Linked DNA regions of Mus musculus: region 2 is linked to region 1. Evidence: chromatin loops called from intact Hi-C (ENCODE). Cell type or tissue: left cerebral cortex. All regions are shown on one strand. Links, peaks and the distances in the headings refer to the core of each region. The heading gives the core; the rest is flanking DNA.

Region 1 (12,759 bases), core at 2,514-10,513:
ACCAAACTGGAGAAAAACCGAAAACAGGAAAGAGAAGGAGCTGCTACCGGGAAAGGGGCCTCCCTGTCACTCAGAATAGCATGGCTCCCAATGGCTCCCAATGGCTCCCAATGGCTCCCAATGGCTCCCAATGGCTCCCAATGGCTCCCAATGGCTCCCAATGGCTCCCTCCTTGTTCCTGCCACCCCGAGCAATACCCTGCTTTTGATGCCCCTGCATCTAGGATTTTCCGTTTTGTTTTAATCTCATCACTTATGTCTGGCGTCACACTGAACCCTGTGGCAAGGGACACCAACACAGGTGGGGTTTGCTATACTTTCCATGCCAGGTTTTTATATTATATTATTCCCCCAATGATTTTAAACAGTGGCAAAGCACACACACACAATCATAAACATGTAGGCACATGCATGAAGTAACTGATTTATCTATATTTAGTCACAAACTGGCCTGTGATCGACCTGAGACCTTGTTATTTTCACTAAGTCTGAAGAAACAGAGGAACATTGAGCAGTTTGCTGTGGGCAGGTGTCATGGGTACCATTCAGAGCCCCACCCTCTGATTCAGGTTTCATGCTGAGACCTGGGACTCTCACTACAGTCTAGCTCTTGTCTGAACAAGATCTCGTGTTTACACCGCACGGGGATGCCTTGCTCTAAGGAACACTTTAGACACATAGAAGATGTTTTAAAATATTTGTTTTTTTTAATCAGCATATATTAATTACACATAACAGGTTTCGTTGGGCATTTTCAGACATATATATGACATGTTTTGATCATCTCCCCACCCCTTACCCTCTTTTATCCTTTTTCCAGTCCCGATGGTCTCTTCCTTCCCAGCAACATCCCTCTCTACTTTTATGGCTTTTGCTTCTTGTCCTAGCTTCGTGTTTGTGATGTCCTGGTGAATCCTGCTTGCTTACAGAAAGGAGCACAGACCAGGAGCTACTTCCAGGAGCACCTGCTTCAGTACCCTCCCCTTTGCTTGGTTACACTGTTATTCTCATCACTGAGATGGTGATGGAGACACAGACAGGAGATATGATTCTGGGACTTAGAGGCCAGTGGGGAACCCAGGTTCAGAGCCCTCTGAGCCAAGCAGGGGTGTGTCTTCTTGCTTGCCTGCTTCTTTGCATCCATCTGTAATTATAAATGCCCAGGCCTATTCAGAAAAGCAAAATGGCATATTGTATGGAATTTGACCACTCACTGACAAAGCATGCATGTCAGTTTTGTGACTTTGAAGATTCTCTGGAGCTGATTAAATGGGAAATTTTACCTGGTTAAGGCCAAGAGGAGCTCTGCAAAATCACTAGCCCAGGAGTGTCTGGAAGTTTTCAAGGTATCTAGGTCACCCCTGAACCCCTTGCTTGCACTTGACAGCTAATGACAGCATAACACTTGGAGACGAATTTTTACATTTTCCAGAACTTGCTCTCCCAAGGAGGCTCACCACTTGGTTTCTGAAGATCTGAATACCCCTCGCCTCAGCACTGAATGGCAGACCATTTTTCTTTTTTTCTGCAGAGAGGAAAAAAAGGGAAGTGTAATTTTCAACTCTCAGCACAACGTGCCTTTGATTAATGTATATTGTAATCATCACAGAATACACAGCTGTCTATTAACGATGGAACCAAATGAGTTGAATAGATTATCAAAGAGCAGCAGCCCCGGTTCCACTCAGAGGTACATGCTTGTCTTTAGAACATTAATCTCACAACGGCTTTGAGTTTGATTCTAATTTCCCTGATCGTCTGCAAGGAGAGGTTGACCAGTGTAGGCAAACTTCCCAGGAGCAATGGGAGCTCATACTTCCCTGGGGCCAAAGAATGAGGAGGAGCAGGGCTTTCTTGAAGTGATTATTCCAAAGGGGTGGGAGAGGCAGAGAAGGTACTTGAGGCACCCAGAAAGCAGGAGGCCAGAGCCTAGGATTCATAGAAGAGGGTGGAGCTTTCTAGGTGGCCAATAGGAAAGGTTCCTCTGAGGCACTGCTTAATAGGAGGTGCTGAAGAAGAGGAAGGCAGGCAAACTAGCCAGACCTTCCTGGTCACTCAACCCCAAGGGGATTGGCATACAGCACAGAACACTCTGCCCTTGTGATGGTTTCTAAAGGCCATGGACTGGTTGGGATCTGGAATCACCTGGTAGACACGCCTCCAGGCACACCTGAGATGATCTTGATTAGACTAACTGAGGTGAGAAGACCCGCCCTTAAAGGAGTGCCACTAGGCCCTAGGTTTGGATTCTGGAAGGAACGAAAAGGGGTCTGAGAGCTAAGCAAGAGCATCCACTGTTCTGTGCCTCCTGGTTTCAGACGTGTCACGATCAGCTGCCTCAAGTCCCTGCAGCCTTCACATCCTCAACGGAGAACTCTACCCTCGAACTGGGAGCCAAAATAAGCCCCTCCCCCTCAAGGTTGCTTTGGTAAGAGTGTTTTATCACAGCGATGTGGGAGGCAATGAAGCCAACACTGGGCATGATTTCTCTCCTGGGAAGACTGAGCCCTAGCACAGGAGCCCCGGGCTCTTGGGAGAGCAGGCCATTGCTATCTTATTTTAATACCCTTGAGATTGACTAACTCAGACAGCCTTGCCATCACTGCTCCAACTGACTATGTTTCCCAAGTCACCTCAAGCCAAAGACCACTCCCCCAGCAACCCCATGTAGAATACATAGTCCTCCTTCACATTAAAACCCACCCAGTATGTCAAATATTCAAGCTTTATTGTCCCCAACAGTGTCCCACAGTAATGCTGTCAGTCACATCTATTCATACCCACTGCATTAAGTGTATGTAGTACAACTGATGGTCAACTTTTTCAGTGACTCTTTCATCTTTAGTCTATTTCCCCCAGTTTTCTCTGACTCTACTTTATTGTTTAGTCTTATTTGTTGCTATAACAAAGTGTCCTAGAATGTGGGTGACTTATAAAGAGATAAGATTTATTTAGCTCATGGTTCTAGAGACGGTAAAAACGAAAGAGCAGTGATATCAAAATGAAGCAGAGACTATCACATAATTAGAGTAAATGTGCTAGCCCAAGCCTCTCATCCTCATTTTATAGAGCCACCAATACAAAAATGGAGTCCCCATCCTGATGACCTAACCTAATCCCAGGCACTTCCCCAAAGCCCACAACCAAATATATAGATTGTGAGTGTGGGGGCAAGTTTCCAACGTGTGAACTTTTATGAACACATCCAGACCATAATAGTCACTCTCCTTCCAAATCACACTTTTGTCTTTTGCCGTGTCTATCTGAAAACTTCTTTGTCCAAGTTCAGTTCAGATATCAGTCAGCAAGACCGTTTTTAACTTTTTAAATTTTTGTTAGATTTACTGACTGCTTGCATAAGAATTTGCCTACACACATGTCTGTGTACCACGCACATGCCTGGTACCTGAGGAGATCAGAGAGAGTGTCAGATCCCCTGGAAGCATAGTTAGATATGGTTGGAAAGCACCACGTGGGTCCTGTGTAAGAGCAGCAAATGCTCTCAAGCACTGAGTCACATCTCCAGCCCCTGCAAGGCCTGTCTGCATTTGTGTAGTGAAACCTCCACCAAGCCAGGGAGTTGGAGTCTTCCTGGCTGCCTTGCCTCCTTGTCTGCAAGAACATGGAGGGTGAGGACTGTGGCTTGCCCCCTACTGCTTGTCCCAAGACTTGTCTCACAGTGAGTTGTGGGAAAGAATCGGGGTCATCCCCAGCTTCAGAGTCTTCCCAGTCAACCCCACCTGCCTTTGTCATCCACTCGTGGGATGACAGAAAGGTTATTTCATGTGCCATCAGATGGAAATAGCTATATCTCAGGGCATGCGGTGGTGTCCCCAAATCGCAGGGCTCAGGGATGGTGAAGCTTTCGGCTTGATTCTGAGCCTCAACTGTCCACAGTCCAGCTCAGGAAGAGTCAAGGCTCTCAGGCTACAATATACATATATACAGACATCACACACCTCTCTCTCTCTCTCTCTCTCTCTCTCTCTCTCTCTCTCTCTCTCTCTCTCTCACACACACACACACACACACACACACACACACACACATGTATGCACACGAGCATGGAGTGGGGTACTGTGGCCGAGGGTAGTTTATCCCATGAATTTCAGAAATATCTCCTGGTTCAAAGTGTCTCTAAGTGTTAACTCTGTGTCATGTATTTGGGGCAGAGGGCAGACAGAGAGTAGCAGGAAGGTGAACAGATTCTAGGCGTGGTAGTTCTCAAGGTTAGCATATATACCTAGACCACCTATCTTCAGGCCATCATCAAAGCAGACTCCATGACCCTGAGTGGCAGGTTGTCAAGACTTCTGGGAGTTGCTGTGCTAGCCAAGGAGCGATAGAACTCAGGAAACATCTGGGGAGAAGCTAGAGGCAGGAAGGGCAGCACTTGCTCCGGGAGCCGTGTTTTAAGAAGGCAGGAGGGGGAAAGATGGCAGCTGAGAGATTGGTGCCAGTCCAGTCCCTGTCAGCCTAGGGGCAAACATTGCCAACACACTGTCTCTGGAGCAACATATGTCCCCAAGCCCAACCAACCCCATGCCTGAGAGTAGAAACGCCTCTCAGGTGCCCTGGACTCTTTTCTTGGTTTTGGAATGTGCTGGGCCACCCCTAAGGCTCACTTTCCAGCTCCTGTGCTCTACTGAGAGTTCACAACCATGTCAGACATCGTCAGGGGATTCTGGCGCGACACCCCAACTCGTAACACCACAGCAGGGCAAGAGCTGGCTCTGCAAGGCCATGACTGGGAAAATCATCACCCAAGGTGGGGCAGGATAGGCTGCAAACTCCCCCCCCCCTCCAGGTTCCTCTGCTCCATCCTCTGCCGTGACCCATAAATTCACCAAGATGAAGTCATTCCCCAGCCGTGGCTGTAAAAAGTCAGCTGCATAGCTGCAGAGTTTGCAGCCGAGTCAGATTATAAAATAAAACCAGAGATTCTGGAGAGCGGAGGGTCAAGCCAGCCAGCCCTGAGGGGAGGGGAGATGGCTGTTCTGTTGTTTTTAACAAGCACCAGAAGGTTTCAGCTTTGTAAGATTCCTCACCCTGCTCCCCCACCTTCCCACAACTCCTTTTAAAGTAGAGGATCGTGCAACTTCAGGGCTTCTTCAGTGTTACAAAAATAAAACCAAAATACAAACTTAAAAAAGAAAAAAACAACAACAGTCTGTAAGTTCTCTTTCCTGCTGTGTTTGAAGCAGACCTCAGACCCTATTCTTCTGAAGTTTCCTGAAATTTGACCAGAATCTGGGAACTCAGAGAAGTCACAGACCCTGCCTCTTTCATTCCCTGAAGCCGGAGTGAGAGCCAGAGCCAGGAAGCTGGAGTGGCCCAGGAGCTGAGCATGCCACCTGCCCAACTCCAGTGGGACAGCTTTCTGATCTACATAGCAGGTTCTTGCCAGTTGCCTCTGGTCCCTCCAGGTCAGCCTTCACCACTTTCTCCATCTGAGTACATCCCTCATGCAGACACTAGGGGATGGTCTGGGAACAGAGCAATTGACAACGCAGACAAAGGCACTTGCCTCTGCTTTCTCTATCTGGGAAGGGCTGAGTAGCCAGAACCTTAAAAAAGTGAGACCACTAATGTCCTTGTCATCCTTCTAGCAAGGACACCCATGAAGGTCAGGCTGAGACCATCTCACATGTGCAATAACCTCTTAGCTCACCAAGTACCCATTTAGTCTTTGTACATCATGAGGAAAGAAATGAGCTGCGTAACAAATGACTCCAAGCACAGAGATCAGAACAACAAGTGTGCATCGTCTCATGGGATCTCTGGATGCACAAAGTCAGGAACGAGGCTGTGGTGCATCTGATGGCCTGACTGAGGCAGGTCCTCCCCTCTCCTCTCCCATGCATGGAGGTTTTTGCAAGGGCCTATTGAGGAGCTTGTTGGACAAAGGGCTCAGTTCCTCTCTAACTGTTGCCCTGAAAGTCCTTCTCTGTGGCTGCACAGACCTCGCTGTAGAAGGTTTCTTTCATCATGAGCAATGAGTGTGCCTAAGATGGACCATATACACTTTTTAATAACATGATCTTTAGTATGGTACTCCTATATAGTTCTGTATTTGGTTTGTTAGAAACAAGTTGCTGGGTCCAGCATACGCTCAAGGGAGAGCATTGTACAGTGGCTGAATACTAGGGGGGGAAGGAGAACTGGGGTCCATTTTGGAGGAGGCTACTTAAAATAGAATCTAAGCGGTGATAACCAAGACTTCAATGTGTATTGAACACCCTCCATGCTCTGAGAGCTGTTTTCAGTGAATTCCATATGAAGTTTTAATTCATACTCACTCCGATTCAGGAGATAGTTTCTCCATCTTACAGACAAAAAGTCTGATCCTCACAAGAGTTACAGAAGTGATTGAAGACTGCCAACCTATAAATAAGTTAAAAAAGCAAACAGTTGGTCCCTTCTAGAGCCTCATACAGTATGATGAAGTTGCCTCTTCTGAAAGGTCATCTAGAGGTCATTTGGCACACTCTCCTTTGCAGAAATGACAAGTGTAAAACCCAGAGACCCCAGATAACTGGCCAAGGTCACACAGTAAATGAGAAGCAGGGGAAAATGGGTCCTTGCATCTCTTAGAGCCCTGGTTCCTGAAGGGAGATGGACGAGAGAAACAGCAGATTTGTAAGGCGGCATCTCACACGAAATGGTGTGTGACATGCAGCTGTGTGGGGTGGGAAGCAGCATGAGTCATGAAGCAGTCAGTGTGGGACATGACGCCCTGAGTTGCGTGAAGCACCGTATGGCACAAAGTGATGAGGGGCGTTCAGCACTGTGTGGCAAGACGCCGTGTGGACCATGAAGCCACGTGGAGCATGACGCCGAGTGAAACTTAAAGCAATGAAGGGTGTGCTGCAGTGTGGGCTGTGAAGTAACATGGGGCATGAACCAGGGTGGGGCATGGAGCATTGCGTGGCAGACCAATGTGCCTAGCTACCTTTCTCCCGACCTGGAAACTCTGGAGAAACTCATCAGCTCTTTGACCATCAGCTGACCATGAAGCTTGAAGCTTCCCTCTACCCAAGCTTAGACATGAAACCCCTGGTGTCTGCTTGTACCTATACTTAATCCATGTCCCTTTTCAGGAATATTTCAGCTTGCCTTGGCTGGAAAAAAATAGGCCCATCACAGACATGAGTGTAATGGACTGGTTTAAGTTTTCCTGGGGGCTTAATAAAAGGTGGTAGTTTGGGTAACAGCTTTGCCATAGGCCCTTCTGTTAATACTTATCTGGCTAATGCATCTTGCAAATGGCCTCATGCAGCTTTGGGGACATTAAGAAGACTTCACAATGTTGTTCTACATATGGTATTTCTGCCTTGGAGTTTTTTTTTTTTTCTTTCCACTTGTATAAATTATTTTACGATGAAGGTGGCGGTGCTGAGGGAGAGGGGCCAGAGGAAGGGTTAGAATTTCACAGAATCCAGCCTGAGGCATTTTTTGGAGCCCAGAGGGAGCTCTGCCCCACATTCCTGAGCACAGGGACCAGGAGGAATGGAAGCTAAGCAGCTGAGGAACACCAGCTGTGCTCACACACATCACATACTAGCCGAGCAGGCGTCTGTTGCCTCAAAATGTCTTACACGTTGAGTAGACTCACCCCAAAAGGACATATCACGAGATGAGCGGAATTTCTGCTGTTACATGGGGTCCCAAGACTGAAGCCATCTTCCCTGCCCTTATCAGGCCAGCCAAGATAGCCAGAGGCAGGGCTATCTAAACACTGAACACGGGGCAAAATTCTACCTTACACATACCAGGCACAGATGTGGACCCAGCACTTGACTGATGTCCTCGTTCCACACAGCTGAAGGTTTCTCTATGCCAGATACCATGCCAGGCCCTCTAACCAGGACAAATACAGTCCAGTCCAAGCCGTAAAGAAAAGCCAACCTAATGAGGAGTATAGATCTGTCTACACCTACTACCAACCGATGGAGCGATGAATAAGTGTATGGAAGACAGTGCAGGGAGCCCCAGAGGCTCACAGAACCAGCTAGTCAGGAGGGTGGAGGAGACTGGTGGAGGATCCAGCTGCCAGGTATGCTCTGTGAGAGAAATGGAAGGTGGGAAACATGAGGAGAACCAGAGGGCATGCAAAGTCACAGCGAGGATTGTTAGTGCACATGGGATGTGGTCTCTGAGGTTGCATACCCTGCTGCAGATTCTAAGGGAGGCATGGTGTAAATAGTGTGTGTGTGTGTGTGTGTGTGTGTGTGTGTGTATCTGTGTGTCTGTGTGTGTTGTGTTTTCGGCATGTTATATGTGGGTACCTACTCTCATCGACAGAAACCTGCTGTCTCATCTTCTCTACCTTGTTTGGGACAGTCTCTCACTGAACCTAGAACACAGCAAACCAGAGCACATGACCCTGGGATTTGCCTGTCCGTCCTCTCGGGGCTGGAGCTAGCAGGCTCAATGTGCCTGGATTGTTTGTGGCTGCTGGATATCTAAGCTCAGGTGCTCAGGCTTGCGCAGCAAGCACTCTACCACTGAGCCAGCTTTCTGGCCTGATGACACACAGTGATGGGACACACAATGTGTATACCTTAATTTCACAAACTAACTCTATTTGATTCCTCGAATGATTATAACAGAGATTCCTGTAACTGTGCATCAGGCTGTCTATTTCTCTCCACCCTCTACTGCAGCCGAGGTTCTCCAGGGTTCCGGTCAGTGGTGAGTAAAGTGGTACCGCCTCCCCTGCTGCACGGTTTGCTTTCCTCACTGACTGAGCATGTCTTCAGAGACCTGCTGGCTTTTGAGCCTTTGACTGTGGGTTGTCTGTGCATAGCCCTCACCCATCTCTCTATTTGTTTTCTTTTATTTCTTTTTATGATCTGGAGGAGTTACATGAACAATTTACTTACTAATCATTCTCTGGTTTCAGATTTGGCTAGTCTGTCCAGATTGCCATGCCTCTGATAACGTTTGTATGGTATTTTGTTTTGGAGACTGGTATTTTTTTGTTTCCCTCCCTCCCTCCCTCCCTCCCTCCCTCCCTCCCTCCCTCCCTCCCTCCCTCCCTCTCTTTTTCTCTCTCCTTCCTTCCTTCCTTCCTTCCTTCCTTCCTTCCTTCCTTCCTTCCTTCCTTCCTTTCTTTCTTTCTTTCTTTCTTTCTTTCTTTCTTTCTTTCTTTCTTTCTTTCTTTCTTCTGAGACAGGGTCTCAAGTATTCCAGACTGGCCTCAAACTTGCTACATAGCGAAGAATGCTGCGTTAACTTCTGGTCCTCCTGCCTCTACTTCTCAAGCCCTGGGATTACATTTAGGCCCTGCCACATCTGGGTTTGTAGGGTGATAAAATGGCACCTACAATCCTCCCATGTTTGGCAAGCGCTCTGCCCACTGGGCTAGCTCACCGGCTTCTTGAATAGTACGTTCTGATAAGCATTTTTCCTTTAATTCTGACACAAACCCACTCATTTATTTTCTCCCCATGTGGTTTGTACTTCATGGTGGGGAAGATAATCCATGAGACGTGTTGAGAGATGAATCCACAGTAAGAGAACTGGTTGCTCTTCCAGAGGATCTGAGTTCCATTCCCAGCTCACACAAGGAAGCTCACAACCACCTGAAACTCCAGTTCCAGGGCATCTAAAACCTTCCTTTGGCCTCTACAGGGACCAGACATGCATGCAGTGTGCAGACACACATACTGGCAAAACACCCATACAACCATACAACATACAATTAAAACATTTTAAAAAATAATCCAAGATTCCATAGTAAAAACTACATCAACATATTTTACCATTGTTACATGCAGTGTTCACATCTGAATGTTTAAACCCTTTGGAGTTTATTTCTGTAGCAAGAATAAGACAAAGACTTGACTTGAGTTTTCTCTATACAGGATGTCACGTTTTAGACACATGATTTAAAGAGCAATCCATCCTTTCTTCACTGGTTTGTGATGGAGGCAGTAGTGTATATTGGGGAGATAATTCTTACCTGTCTCTAGCTTTTTTGTTACATCCTCAGAGCAGAGACTGTGACAGACAATTTGCAACTATTTTTTCAAAAGTGTACTGCATGGTAAATAGCTGGAGAAGGAGAGACTGTCCCCACAGAGAGAAAGGAGCAAATTCCCCTACTGACTCGTAGAGTATAAACAAAATGACTTTTCCCTTGAGGACACAGGCCAATGCTGCCACTTGGAAAGATTTAGGTTCCTTACGCTGAGTATGTGTAAGATAGAGCCTGTCAATCATTCTGCTTACACATAGGTGCTGCCCAGAGCCCTACAAGCCACCTGTAGTGACTGAGACCTATGGAGCAAAGGCAGGCTATTCTGGCTACGGCTGCTGCTAAGAATAATAAGCTCCCTTCTCAGACCCAGGAGGTTCGTTGCTTTTGCCAGCAGCCATGAACTTGTGACAGGCTTATTTGGTAGCCTGCAGGTTTCATATTGTGTCAGGCTCTTAAGAAATTGGGAAGTCTTGAATTGTCATATGTAACTGGGACTCTTCTTTTGTAAAGACAACACCAAAGCTATTTTAATTGTCATGACTCTATTACAATTCTTATGTCTAGTAGGGAGAACTTTCAACTTTGGCCTCTGTCACTGTCAGATTCATTAGTTATTTATTGACATTCATAATAAGTCAATTTTGGAATTGATTTGTTGAGCTGTCCCTAAAATTGTATTTCAGTTTGTTTGGAATTATCTTGAATGTATATATTAAATTGGGGGGGAAACTGACATCTTTATAACATTCCTCAGTCACAAAAATTATATATATATATACATACATATATGTGTGTGTGTATTTGGGTTATCATTTGTGCATTCATCAATGCCAGTACTTTCATTGCTGTTTGTTGTCCTTGTTGTATCTAATTTTCTGTCACAGTATCTTAGTTATGAAGGCATAGAAGAACATGGTTACCCTCTACATGTTGGTCTTATGCATGGCAAAGTTATTTTTTGTATCTTTTTAGTTCTTGGCATTTTCTGATTGCTTGGATTTTCTATGCAAATCACCAAGTCACCCACGAATGAGGGGAAAGGCGTCTTTGCCCCCCCCCCACACACACACCTCCATTTTCCTTTCCTTTCTCATCAACATGAACCTGTAGAATCAGCAGCACAATAATGGAGAAGCCAGTTCTGCTGTCATATTCCTGACCTGAAAGAAAATTGCTCTTAAGTACAATGCTTCCCCCGGCACACTTAGCATGCAACCTTTGCCAAAATTAAGGTTCTTTGCATCTATTCCCCTTTATAAAACCATTTTTTAAACTAAAAATTAGCATTGAACTTTAGGTGGTATTTCAACACTGATTGGTGTGATGGTTTCCACCTCTCTGTCATTAATACTCTCAATCACGTGCATCGATGTCCCTCGCATTTCAGGAACAAATCCTACATATTCATGATGCGTTTTAAAAATGCATAGCATCATGTTCAGTTGTCATCCCATGTGTGTGAGGTTTGCACTCACACAGACACAGGCATGGATTCTGAATAAAGAGGAGAACCATCATAAGGTGGGACAACAGATGGTTCTAGAATGTCCATTCTGGCTGAGGTGTTGAGGTTAGGCAACTGGACCATGTCTGAGCAGGGAGAAAGACGATTAGCCCAGGGCCACTAAGAGCTCAGATCAGAAGTGAGGTTTTCAAGCTGGGTGGAGCAGGGTAGAGAAAGAGGAGGCAGGGCACTGGGCTAGCAAGATGATCTGCCAGGTTGGATTTTACAGGGAGACAGGAGTGTGACTCTGATTTGAGCAAGCGGAAGGCTGGAGTTGCTGTTGGGACAGCATGAGGAGTGATGCAGGTGCGTAAGTGTCAGGTGAGGCATTGGGGCTGAGGGCAACAGTGGAGGATGCTCTTGAAGCCATGGAAAGGATACTGAGTATCTAATGAGCTTTTTACAAGCAGCAGAGAACTTTCCTGGAGAGCAAGCTTCTATCTGAAACCTTGTTTAAGAAGCGGTTTGAGGCAGGAGAGGGGGTATCAGGCCATCAGTGCCTGTCATCATCTCACACAAGCTAGAGCTGGAGATTATTTTTGTCCCTTACTACAAACAGTTGCTACCCTTTCTGTACCCAAACACATCGGTGTCATCCCGACAGCTTCTACAATCTAAGACCTCTGTGACTCTGACCTCACCAGCTAGCGGGCCCCGTTCTGACTCCTTCCATCCAGTTGCGCAGATGCATGTGGGCCCAGTTCTCCAACAGGCATATCTGATGGGTGAGGTCACATGACTGTGCCAAGCCCCAGAGAAGGCTGGATAGGTATATGATCTACTCAAAGACAACAGGACTCATAAAACAACATACTTAGAAAGCGTAGCAAGGATTTTGTAAGGATTCTGAGCACCTCAAAAAGCTTAGATGCCAATAGAATCCATCTCTCATTTCCCACATACCACTGCTTTTCTCTCTCACTCTGGACTTCTTTGCCTGTATCCATGGTTGTCCTTTTTTGTCGCTGAGTACTATTCCATTGCATGATGACTTGGTTTGTTTGTTTCTGTCCCATTTGATTATTTTCCAGTTTGGGGCTGTTATAGAGAAAGCTCTACATACATCTCTGTGCAAGTCTTTGTTTGGATCTAGTTTTCATTTCTTCGTGATAAATAACTGAGAGTGGGTAGACTGGGAGACTCAACCAGTCCATGTTCCGTTTCATAAGAAAGTCCACAGGCTGGGGACATGGCTCAACTGGTAAACTGCTTGACCTGAAAATGTGCATACTGGAGCTCAGATCCCCAGAGCCCACGTAAAAGCTGGGTAA
Region 2 (12,759 bases), core at 1,993-9,992, 54 kb after region 1:
TTATGTCCCATCTAGCTCTTGGGGGGTGGAGCCTTCATTGCCAGGCTCAATCCCTGCTCCCTGGCCCATGCTGCCTTTTCTGCCCCTGGGCACACCTGGTTCTTTATTGATTGGCATTGGCACTACCAGCCAGGAAGTCAATTGTCTAGAATTACCTTCCTACCACATGCTGTCAGATGCACCCAGAAGCCTCAGTGGCTATTCTGAAATGAACACACACACATGACATCTTTGGTCCCTGCATCAGCCTCTCCTCAGAAGCCTAGCAAATCCCTCGCTAAAAAGAAAAGGAACCTTCACTGGGAGACTAGATTTGAGCAGGCCTTTTGCTCAAGTCACCTCCCCTTCTGGCCTCCCCTTCTGGTTCTCAGTGTGAGATGTGACATGATACTTAGGTTGGATGCTGCCTGGGACTCATTTCTAAGTAAATTACCAGTTTCTGGCATAAATACAAAGGGGTGAGCCTGTGTCCATCAAAGCCAGCCACACTCCCCGAGCAACAGCTTTCTACTCCTGGATCGATTTGTCTCAATCCAAAGCTCCTCCCATCCACTCAAATGCCTGCTGTCCGGCTCCATGGCTCCATGGACAACAGCATTCTTGGCCTCAGGGCTTTGCTTCTCCTTGCATCCCCAGGTTAGGCACACTTATTTGCTGTTAGCTTAGGGCCATGAATGGTAAGTGTAAGTCACCATGACCAGCCCAAGGGCCACGATTTTCACTTGCAATATTGCTCCTCTGCAGTGAAGGTTGTTGCCATCCTTGTTCTAGAAGTGTGAGCTCTCTGGCAGTCACGGCACACTCATCCTGTGCTCTAGATAGCAACTCTCAGAGAGGGTGACTTCCGCAGAGCAGCAGTGCAATGGGCAGTGGGCAGAGGTTGCTGGGACATTTCTCAGATGTTCCTTGCTTCCTGAGAACTGAGGGTGGTGCCATGCTCTGTCCAGTTGGTTGAGCATTATTTGCATCAGAGGCTGGACTGATGGATCTTCTTAGGACCAGATGCAGCTGACAGTTAAGCTGAGATGAGCCCAGTACAGGGAAGAGTTTGCTTAGCTCATCCCTGATATTCACAACCTTGTCATCGATGACTTGGCCAGGAATCAGTAGCACTGTAAATGTTCATAGACTATGAGTTCCTACAGGTCCACAGAGTACGGTGTGAGCTGAGCACAGTCCTGTTTATCAAATCCACGGTCAGCATCTGTGTGTGATAGAGGTCTATGTCCCAGCAGACCAGGGCCAGGATCCTAGTGACTGTCAAACTAAAATAGGCCTGCCTGCCTGAGAAACAGGAGTGGTCATTTCAAACCCTTTCCAGGGTAGCTGTGTTTGCACCCATGACCCAGAGGGACCATCCTCATCCACACACAGGCTTCTCTGACAAGTCCCTTTGCCTGGAGTGGGGACAGCATGAAAAGATGATTCTGTCTAATGTAGACTTTTATTTTTCTGCATCTGTCTCCCTTGCATGTCTTCTGTCACAAGGAACTCATTACCTGTTCCAAACAGCTGACAATGAGATGAAATCTGCCTTGCTCTTATTTTCTGCTCCCATCTCTGCCTGCTACAGCTGCTTTTAAAGCCTCTTTCATACATAGCTCATTGAGAAAGACACTGTCTCTGTCTCTGTTTGTCTCTTGTCTTCAAGCCAAATAGCCCTGACTTTCCAACTGTCTTCTCATGTAGCTGATTTCTGGCCCACCATTGCTGGGCTTGCTTCTATGGCTGTCTCATGAGAAACCAACCCTTCTCTAGGCTCACCAACCCTGGTTTGGCATGCAGACTCCTGGACAAGATTGGGACAGACTGGCACCCACAGCCACCCCCCACTTCAAGTCTGATTGCCACTGGGGAATATACAGTCCACCTATTCTGAGTAGCATGATGTCATCCAAGTGAGACCTGACTAGGTTGCATCTGACACCAGTTCTCCTACTTCTACAATTGAAAAAGAGATGTATTTGCCCTTTGGCTAATACTGCCAAAGATGTGGGGCTCGTGGGTCTACTCCTGGGAGTCATGCTGCAAGAGAGGAACAGAAGAAGAGCCTTCATCCAGTCCCTTAGCATTCTTCAAACAAGCTAAGCTGATAGCATGAGTGTGTAGAAATTAAAGATCTGACTGAGAGCTGGAGAGACGGCTATCAGCAAAGAGCCTACCACAAAAGCCTGGAGACTTGATTGATTCCTAACACATTAAGAAATCTGGATACACTGATACACACCTATATTCAAGTGCTGTGAAGAAGAGACAGGGGATCCCAAGGACCTGCTGGCCAGACAGTCTTGATGATTCAGTGAACCCCAGGTTCAGTGAGAGACCCTGTCTCAAAAATAGGATGGAGAATGATGGAGCAAGACAGCCAGTGCCAACCTCTCATTACCACAAGTATACACACATAGTGGGCATGTACATATCACATGTGTGTGAGTACAAACACACACACACACACACAGAGAGAGAGAGAGAGAGAGAGAGAGAGAGAGAGAGAGAGAGAGAGAGAGGGAGAGAGAGAGAGAGAGAGAGAGAGAGAGAGAGAGAGAGAGAGAGAGAGATAGAAACAGAGAGACAGAGAGAGACAGGGAGAGGAGTTTGACCAGACAGGCTGTAGATTTGGGGTTGCAGAAAGAACTCAAGGCAGCCTATTAGTAAGGTCAGTTTTTGTTCTGTTTGGTACCTTCAGTGCATTGGATAAGGACCACTCACACACAAAATGCTTTTTGCTTCAAGTCCACGAGTTTAAAGGTGATCATCATGGAAAAACATCTAGAATAATGTGTGATCACACATGAGGGTCTGGCCAGGCTGACACATAAGATTAATCCCTACCAACAAGCCCTCCCATCCAGTGACAGAAAGGGATACTGAAGCTACTTGAGATGTATTTAAACCTGTGATGTCTTCCAAAAGACAAAATGACATCATCAGAAACTTGCCCATCCCAGATTCTCATATTCTTATTATCTAATACAGTGATGGGATTCCTGACACCACAGACTACAATACGGAAGCCTACAAAGCAGGGTTCAGCCTCTGGCCATCTAGCCACCAAAAACGATGCTGTCTTCAAGTTATTAGTCAGGTGACATTACTAAGTATATATGTCAGAATATGGTATGATAAGCATTTATAATAAAACCAGCTTGTATCCACCAAAATTTGCATAACATTTATCTCTAGACATGGAACTAAAATGAGTCTATTGGTTTGTCTGTTTCTCTTGCAAGCATTATGTAACTTCTTCATTAAGATCCCCTGCCAATCACTAAGGGAGGTAATAAATAAGAAAAGTTTCTCATCTAAACAAAATGATTTTAGAAAATCGTTCCCATACATAAAACTCCAAAACAGTTATATCATTTCTCTGCGTCATGTTCCAGCTAAATCTAGCTAAACTCCCACCCCGTAGCCTGAGGGCTTTGTGATTGTGACTGTTCAGTTAGAAAGTGTTTATATGTGTTCTGATTGGCTGGGGAACGTACTTTATAAACACTATTAAGTACTATGCAGGTACCAATTATTTGTAGGAAACACTTCATCTGTGGATGCTGGCTGTCTTGGCACTTTCCTGCTGCTGTAACAGAATATCATAGACTGGGTAATTTATAAAGAACAGAAGTTCATTGCCCACAGTTTAGAGACTGGCAAAGCCATGCTTTAGGCTCAAGCAGGCTAAGTCCAACAGGGGCTGGTCTTCTGCTTCCAAGATGGAAGCTCATTGCTATGTCTTCTCAAGAGACAGCATACTGTACTCTCACAAAATGTAAGGCATGAAAGTGTGTCCAGCTCCATTGACCTCTCTTCTAAGGTCATTAATCCCATCCATGAGATAATTGCCTTCCATGTCCTTCATGAGGAAAGGCCCTCTCTCTGGAGACTACATTGACAATTAACCATCAGCGTGGGCTTTGGATACACATACAGACATCGAAACTGGCCATAATTAATCCCTTCTCTGTGAGGTTTACAAGTGACTGTCACCCTTTCTCCTCTCACTGCTACTTCAGCGGAGCTGGTAGACTGCACTGTTTCCTTGGCAGTCCTCCTTCTGAAGGGGGAGAAACACTTACCTCCATCTGTAGTCGCAGGAGGTGCATGTTCTGCCTCTGTGCCCTGAGTGACCAGGTTGCTCAGCTCCCACATTTAGCATTAGAGGCTGGTGATTCCATGGGGCGATTTGGGTGTATCTTATGCAATATAGAATGCTGTCTTAGGGTTTCCACTGCTGTGAAGAGGCACCGTGACCAAGACAACTCTTATAAAGACAAACATTTCATTGGGACTTGCTTACAGTTTCAGAGGTTTAGTCCATTATGGCCATGGCAGGAATCATGGCAGCACACAGGCAGATGTGGTGCGCTGGAGCAGGAGCTGAGAATTCTACATCTTGATCTGCATGTAGCAGAAGGAGACTGTACCACACTGGGCATGGCTTGAGCATAGGAGACCTCAAAGCCCTTCCCTGACCAAGTGACACACTTCCTCCAGCAAGGCAACACCTACTCCAACAAGGCCACAGCTCCTAATAATGTCATTCCCTGTGGACCAAGCATTCAAACACAGGAGTCTATAGGGGTTTTACCTATTCAAACCATCATACATGATTGATGTTATCCCTGGTTCCTATCCAATGAATTCCAGTAGCAAACAGCTAAAAATATCTCTGGGCATTGTTGTTTGGTGGTGGTGGTATTGTTGGTGGTGGTGGTGGTGCTTTTTGATTTGCTTGTTTGTTTGTTCATTTGTTTTATCACATTGCCTAGAACTCAGGGCTATGTTTCTCCAAGGCCCCGCAAACTCTGGAATAATCAACATTAGAGGATGAGCAAATATTCACTTGAAGAATACAAGGGAGCTTGCCCATGGGAGCCTCCCACATTGTTCTCTGTGTGGTTTCAAAGTGTCTGACTGGCCTTGTGTTCTCACCCTGTGGTATCTGGAGTCATGCTCTCTCTTGTATGGATCATCACTGATGTGAGCAGGGACATTCACTGACGGGAGCCTTGTCTTGTGACCGATGACAGCGGCACAGAACCAGAGCAAAGAAGTTGCAAAAATAAAACAACAGCTAAACATAGGGGATTGATCGTGGTGTGTGGGTACATCTATGTCTTCAGGTCATTAACAAATTCTGGAAAGTGCAAGCAATAGTAAGGCAGCTGAAGACTGGCAGACCTCCTGTTGCTCAATGCCTCAGCCAACCCCAGTTCCCACCAGCCCTGGTCCCCTCGGTTAGACACCTGCTCTCAGGGACTCTTTTACACCTGTTCTCAGAGAGCAGGGCATGCTGCCAGGGATGTAGTTTCAGCACCTCAGAGGCTGAGGGAAAGAGGAAGAAAGATGCCTGGCTTCTGGCTTGCCTTCACATCTGTTCTTCGATGTTTACACTATTTTTTTTTTTCAGCCTTGGCACTAAAACTCCAGATCTGGGTCCAGAGAAATGACAGGATATCACCAGGCTTTGTGGCTCTGAGACTCCAACCCATTCAAATTCTGAGAGACCTCTACCCCACACCTACTCCGAAAGCCTGCCTCTATCAGCCTGGAGCCAAGGCCCTTCTGCAAGGCAAAGCTCACTGTACAACATGGGATATGTGTTCATCTTGGGGGACCACTGTTACCAAGTTACAGCAAACTAGGTAATTTAAAGGGTAGAAATGTGTCTTTCTGTAGCCCTGGAAGCCGAAAGGCTGTGTGATCAGGTATCAGCAAAGCCCACTATACTTGTGGATCCAAGAGACCATTGCTCAAGGCCCCTCGACATTGGCTAGCAATTGTTGGCATTCTTCATTGGCAGCTTTGAACTCTTGTCTCTGCTTCCTGCTTCTGTGTATCTGTCTTGCCCCCATTCTTTTTCTTAGAAGGACATCATGTCAAGCCTTTCAGGAGAGCCTAAAGACCCTTACCTGGATCAATTACATTGGCAAAGATTCTCACTTCCCAATAGGTCAAAGTCACAGATAGCACGAAAGGTGTGTACATTAAGAGCCAGACCCACACTCAGTGCGGTGCTCAGGATAGACATCTAGTGATGAGCATCCTGGCTCTGTTCTTTTGCTCACTCACCAGGGAGATAAGTAGTGAGCCAGGCTTAACCATTGCTGTCTGGGCCAACAACCTACTTGACTCCCCAGGGATCTCTTCCTTCTACCTTTTTGACCATGTGACCAGATTCAGGGCTTCTATTAACATTTCCAGATCCTCGGGAAGTCTTTTTGGCCTTCCTTGGGCTCACCAACCTCTCTTTCAGCCACACATCCCACAGAATCCTCAACTGCCTCACTGAAAACAGGTGTGTACTCTCTGGCTGAGCCCCTGCAAGACACCCACCAATCATGTGCTCACCGTCGTGTTAGCAAGAGCCAGCACTGTTTAGCTCTGTGATCCTTGAAGGCTAATAATGGTTGTACTTGACAGAACCTTGAATCACCCAGGAGACAGGTTTCTGGGTATGTCTACGAAGGAGTTTTTAGGTTAGGTTAATGGAGGGGTAAAAACTCCTCCTCACTCTGGATGACTGTATTCTGTGGTTGAGGCTCCTGACTCTAAGAAGGAGAAAGAGACCTGAGCACCAAAATCCATCTCCCTTTGCTTCCTGGCTGGGGACACAAAGTGACCATCTGCCTTACACTCCTGGTTCCTGTCACGGTAACTTCCTGCCATGATGGACTGTGTGCCCTCAAACTGTGAGCCTTGAGTTACTTTTATCAGATGTTTTGTCAGAGAATCAGGAAAAGTAGCTAACGCTGTTTCCTTCCAAGGCATAGAGGCAGGAAATTGAGAGGAGAAGCTGGCCACCAGGAGCTTGGCCAAGCAGGGCTAGCACCAGGTTTTTAATCCTTATCATGCTCCCATTTCAGCCATTCACCTCCAAGAACCTGAGGTCTCTGCAGTGCCTTGACCTCAAGTTCAAAGTCATAAGACAAGCTAAGGCTGGGGACAGCTTCCGTGGAACCTCTTGAAGAGAGTTTCTACAGGTGGCTGGGACAAAAGGCCACAGGACTAAGGCTTTCATTTGGACATTCCTTGCCGTTTCCTCTGCAAATGCTTTACAGTGCACATGGATTTCCATTTGTCACCTGTGTGTTGTCGGTGTCTAGGGAGACGGCCTCCAGCAAAGGAAAGGCTCCTCATGTGCACCAGCAGAGAGACCTCTCACTACCAGGGTCCACATAGTCAGTCCTTGAATCCCTGTCCCCATCTGTACCTATGTGCTTTCTAGCCACCCCACATCTCTCCCCAAAGTCTGCTGTCACATGGTTCACTGCTCTGGGGTGTGTGGTCTGCTGCAATGTGCCATTTCCTAAGCCTGATTAGCTATTTATCAACCCCCTACCCCCAAATAACTCACCACCAAGGCATCTCCATGGACTTTGGTGGAGACTGGCTCTGCTTTGAGCCCACTTCCGTGGGCATAGCTTGGAGACTGTAGAGGAGGACTGATCCTTGAGCCACACCGCACACCTCATATTAAATCGGCATCGTGAGCTCCGTTACTAACCAGTATTACTGCACCCAGGCATCCAAGTACCCAACACACTGTACAGCAAACTCCCCTTGCATTCCGCAGTGTGCACAGGCTCCAGACTCTTTCTTCATTGCCATCTCCTTTTTACCTAAGTCCTCCTGCGTTGTCTGCTGCGCAGTCTCTGAATGAGCCCTCCCTCTAGGCTTCTCCCTTGTTCCTTTTTCTGAGTGTGGCTGAAAGCCAGAGGGTTGAGAGGCAAATGTGGAAAATGTCTGTGGTAAGACAATTTTACAACTTTGCAGATCCATGAGCTCCATGTGTGCACACATGCCCATGTGAACCCAGGGCCTCACCTAGACGATCACTGAGCTAGTAACATGCCCTGGTCCAACCCAGAAACAGATTCCAACAACAAAGTCAAGAGGCTTTGGCCAGGGCCACAAGAAGGCCAACCCTGCCCTGGACGGGAGCTCTGTGAACAATTTCTTTTTTTTCAGGGCGACGGAGGCAGGGCAGAGAATTGAAGAAATGTAATCAAAAGCATTTCCTTGCTGCTTTATGTATCGATTTGTTGCTATAATAGCGTTCTTTAGAGGCAAGCTGGCACACAGGAGACTGTGTACTCAAACCACACAATTTCGTGCAGTTCATCGGATATCTCCTGATACCACACAACACTGGGCACGCCTGCGCCTGTCCCCAGAGCGCCCCAGTTGGTAGTTCTTCCCTCTACTGCTCAGCAGCTCTGGGCCCCAGCCCCAGTCACCAATCTGCTTTCTATGTCTGTGCGCCCTCTTGTGTGTCCTGGCTCCCACGGTAAAGGAGTCAGTCAGTTTGCACACTGCGGTCTAGTGTTTTTGCCCTCGTTAGCCTGTTAGATCCATCGATGCTGTAATATATTCCAGTTGCTTATCCTTTTTGGTGGTTGAGTAATATTCTTCTGGAAGGATGGACTACGCACTGTTTCTTCCCTCTCAGTTAAGAGGCATTTGGGCTGTTTCGTGTTTGCGCAGAGCCTCTGTGAAGAAGCTGTCCTGGGGCGTGTTGTCTTTTTCTTCTGGGCAAGTACTAAGCATGGGAAGGTTCAGTCACACGGGAAGAAGAGAGTTAACTTTTTAAGAAACAGTATTTACCAGTGTAGCTGGGCTCTTTCACACGCCCAGCAGCTACGTGAGAGTTCTGCTTCCTTCTCAGCCTCACCAACAGTGTTTTAAGTTTTACCTGCTCTGACAGTCCTGTGCTATTGTGCGTCTCATTTGCATTTCCCTAATTACTAATGCGGATGCGCATCTTTTCATGTGGTTCCCCATCCAAATACCACCTTTTGTAAAGCTTCTATTCAAGTCTTTAGCTCACTTTTTTTTATTGTGCTGTTTTCTTAAGATTGATTTTTTTGAAAGTTCCTTAAATATTTGGATATGAGCTCTTTATTTTCTCACAGAATGTAGCTTGTGTTTTCATTCTGTCAATGGTGCCTTGTGAAAAGCAGAAGGTGTTAATTTGTGTGGTGGTCAGGGCACCCATTGGTTGTCTCATGAGGACACATTGAAACACTAAACACAAAGAAAGCTTCTTGTGGCCATCAGTCACGATTCATGAAGGACCTACTGTGTGTTGGGAGCCAAGAACCTACTAAGTACTTACTGTATGCCAGGGACTTAGAGCCTGCTATGTCCAAGAAGCAAGAGCCTACTATGAATTGAGAACCTACTGTGTACCAAAAACTAAGAAACTATTAGGTGCCAAGAATTAAGAATGTATTATGTGTTGGGGAATTCAAACCTATTGTGTTCTGGAAAAAAGCAAGCCTACTGTGTGCCAGGAACTGTATGAACCAAGTAGAAAAAAGTATGAAACCCACTGCCTGATGTCAGTCCTCAGACAGTAGAGGAGATGATAAGGGAGACAGAATGAACATTATCAATGCTGTACAAAAAGAGCAGAAGGTGGTGGGACTTCCATGGGAAGGAAGAAAAGGCTCTGTGACTAAAAACACATTCTTTAGGGTTCTGTTTTTATTTGTGGGGAAACCGTGATATCTGAGTTTAAAATACCTCCTCAGGCCACACACTGAAGGCTCCATTGCCAACCTAAGATCCTGAGAAGCTGAAGGAAGCTTTGGGAGGTGGGCCTAGTGGAAGGCTGTTAGGCTATTGGGGCTGTGTCTTTGCAGAGGCTATCAGGAGCTCAGCCCCTGGCTCTCTTTCTCCTTCGCTTTCCAGACATCGTGACTTCCACACGTGAAGTCCAGTCATCACTCGGGGTGGTACCACAGAGCACCGTGGACTGAAATCTCTAAAACTATGAGCTCAAACAAACCTTTCTTCTTTTAAAGTCATTTTATTTACTTACTTCTTTCTTTCTGTTTTGCTTCATGTGATTTACGTGCGTGATGGGGACTGCATGTGAATACACATATGGAGCCCGGAGGTTGCCTTGTCCGGCTTTTAGACAAGTGCGAGAGTTCCAGACTCGGGACCTTGTGCTTCCGCAGCAAGCACGTTAACGGCTGCTGTCTCCTCGGCCCCGCTCTTCCCACAGACTGACCGACCACCCGAGGTATCTTGTCATAGCCACAGAGAGCTGCCCTGGTGATTGCTTTCCCTGCTCACAGAAGGTGAGATGTTGGGACACGGGCCTCACTGAAGACAAAATGGGAGAAAATGCCAAGAAGGGGGAGGGGTTGAAAAGAGGAGGAAAATGACTAGAGAAAAAAAAATACCAAGGGAAGTTTCTAGTCGTAAAATAGAAATTAATGGATTATAGAGCAGGGACATTAAGAAAGATCTTTAAAGGGTTGCCGGAAATGGGAGAGCCAGGGCAACTCTGAGCTGTCATGTGGAGCGTTTTATATAACAAACTGCTGGGGAAAGCTAATATAGGCTTTATCTTACAAAGGGTAAGAGACAGTACAAGTTGGGGAGATGAAAGAAGAGGGGAGGCTCAGGAGAGCCCACACCGGGACACTCATGCAGCTGGCCACATGGGAACCCAGTGCTGCTTCAGGCTAAGCTGCTGTTCCCTGTACCCTGTTCATGGAGGGGACCCAGGACAGAGCTTCCAGCCCATTTTGATTTGGGGACAGAGGACAGCGATGTTCTTCTACAGATTGAGGAGCACTCTAAAGGTTCCATTTTCCCACTGGATGCCATTCGAAGAGGCATATGGGAAACTAGGCAGGTACCAAATGCTGTTTCCTGCATAGTATGCTTTGGAGGGACCCAGAGGTCAAGTGTCCAGAGTACAGTGTTGTTCAGCTAGAGAAAGCCCAAGGTACTCAATGGGCTCTGCTCTTCTTACTTCCAGCAAAAACAGGGAAGGCAGAGAAGGAGACATCAGGTGGAAAATGTTTGCTCTCACCATAAGCTGTATCTCAGGTGAAGACCCATCTGTGTTTCAATGAGCATTCCAGTGACAAGCAGTAGGACCATAGGACAATGGGGACTGAAGACAAGGAGATGATGCTAAACCAAGGCCAGAAGCTGACAGTCCCACTGCCGGCTGAGGCCTTTTGTTCTTCCATCTCTGAAGTGTTTATGCCAAAACCAAGTGGTGCTGCACTCTGTGAATGAGATTGAGCCCAGCTAATGCATGGCACCCCAAAACAGCAATATATTAGCTGGGGTTCACCAAAACTCAAAATATAGCAGCGGCTTAAATACATCAGAAGCTTAATAATATATAAGTCTGGAAGGATGCTGGAGACATGACTCAGCAGGGAGAACACTTGCTTACTCATGTGTGAAGACCTAAGCGCGGGTTCTCAGAACCAATGCAGAGCCCAGAGGAGTAGTATGAGTCCAGGATCTCACTGTTCTCACTTCAGGGTGGTAACCACAGACAGGGGGACCCCCAGGAGCTCACGGAACAGCAGCCCTGGCGTAAGCAATGGACCAATAGAGAGACCCTGTCTCAAAGGAGGTAGAAGGCGAGAACTGTCCTTCAAGATTGTTCTCTACCTCGGCCAGAGTTGTGGCATGCACACATGTGTAATCACACAGAGGGAGGGGAAGAGAGGGGAAGGGAGAGGGATAGGAGGCAGGGAGGGAGGGTCTCTCTTCACGAAAGGCCTCAAATCTATTCTAGGTAAACACTTTTGCTCAGGCAACTGGACAGGGCTTAGTCAGCTTAGTCCCACAGCCATGTGCTCGGCTATGTTACTTGGATTCAAACGAGTAATAATCAAAATTTATCAGTGCCTTAAAGGCACGTGGGAACACGGTCTCAAGGGAGGCCAGCCATATACTCCAACAACACTCTGCCCCTGTAGAAGAAGAGGGAATGGAAATTAAAGACAGCTAGTGACCTCAGCCACAATGATGGGTCCCTCACATTAAGTCCTAAATTAAGGAAAATGGAAAGACACCACCCTGCGTTGAACTGCACATGGATCGCAATTGCAGGTAATATTCTGGCACAAAAACCAAAGTAGCTCATCACAAGGTCTTGGAGAGGTGAATGGACAGGGTGTGTGTGTGTGTGTGTGTGTGTGTGTGTGTGTGTGTGTGTGTGTGTACATTTTATAGTGGATGATACAGGTTAGGTGTCTTCTTTGGGTCTCAATTGTTTAAGCTGTAAAATGGGGATAATTCTTTTTGAGCTTTTATAATTGTTGCACATATTTCTGGGGAGCACATGTATAGTTCTCTACAAGACTCTTGGTCTCTATCGCTGATCAGAGCAGTCCTCTGCTCTAGTGGTAGAATCCTTTGTGATCTAATGGCTTCCTACCTGCTCTTCTGCATTCCCTTACACCAAGCACCTGCTGTAGCTGAAGTGGCTGCGGCTGAGCATCTGTGATGTTTTGTGACATATTTCTAGCGATAGTAAAAAACTCCTGTTGTACGGAAATCCTCTTTTCAAATTAAATAGAGAGCTTGACACAGAGCTCCAGTGTCAGGCCTTTCATCTCCTCTGTAGACTGATCTCGTCACCGCATTATGTAGTCTCTGAGATGAGACAGTGCTGTGAACATTCATGTATCACAATTGTCTGAATCATTACAATATTTACTTTTAAATCTCCATTTCAGGTGTCGGAATGATACACACTGTTGAAAGTTACACGTTTTATCTGCGCCTTCTTTCAATCATGTTTAATTGTGCTGTTATTGGTCATCAAGCAACACATCAGAGGCTGGGTATGGGGAACAAAAGGTCATAGTCTTTGCCCTCTAGAAACTCACTTGGGGAGCATGCATGGAAGTGGTAATATGGCTAAGTTCCTGGCACCAAGAGTGGGCCAGCAGCACATAGACAGTCCCCGTGAGAGGGCCATTAGGAAGCTAG

What was found. A loop is a pair of places that touch in the nucleus more often than their neighbours do. Peaks named below come from ENCODE experiments on the same cell type or tissue, not always from the same donor. Only the 100,000 strongest peaks of a DNase experiment are listed, where the experiment ranks them.
Region 2: it touches region 1 in a loop (4-fold over the local background); 2 of 42 quality-filtered maps call a loop at or near these places.

The regions. Positions count from the first base shown.
Region 1 is chr14:25,037,574-25,050,332 of GRCm38, forward strand. No RefSeq gene overlaps it. Among named protein-coding and RNA genes, the nearest start is that of Gm41112, 6.7 kb to the right of the region's middle. In left cerebral cortex, for the core only: CTCF peaks have their summits at 5,458 and 7,457; DNase peaks (open chromatin) are centred at 3,529, 5,016, 6,741 and 7,507; H3K27ac peaks cover 318 bases.
Region 2 is chr14:25,091,709-25,104,467 of GRCm38, forward strand. No RefSeq gene overlaps it. Among named protein-coding and RNA genes, the nearest start is that of Gm32123, 11 kb to the right of the region's middle. In left cerebral cortex, for the core only: no CTCF peak of the experiment used is centred there; a DNase peak (open chromatin) is centred at 5,385.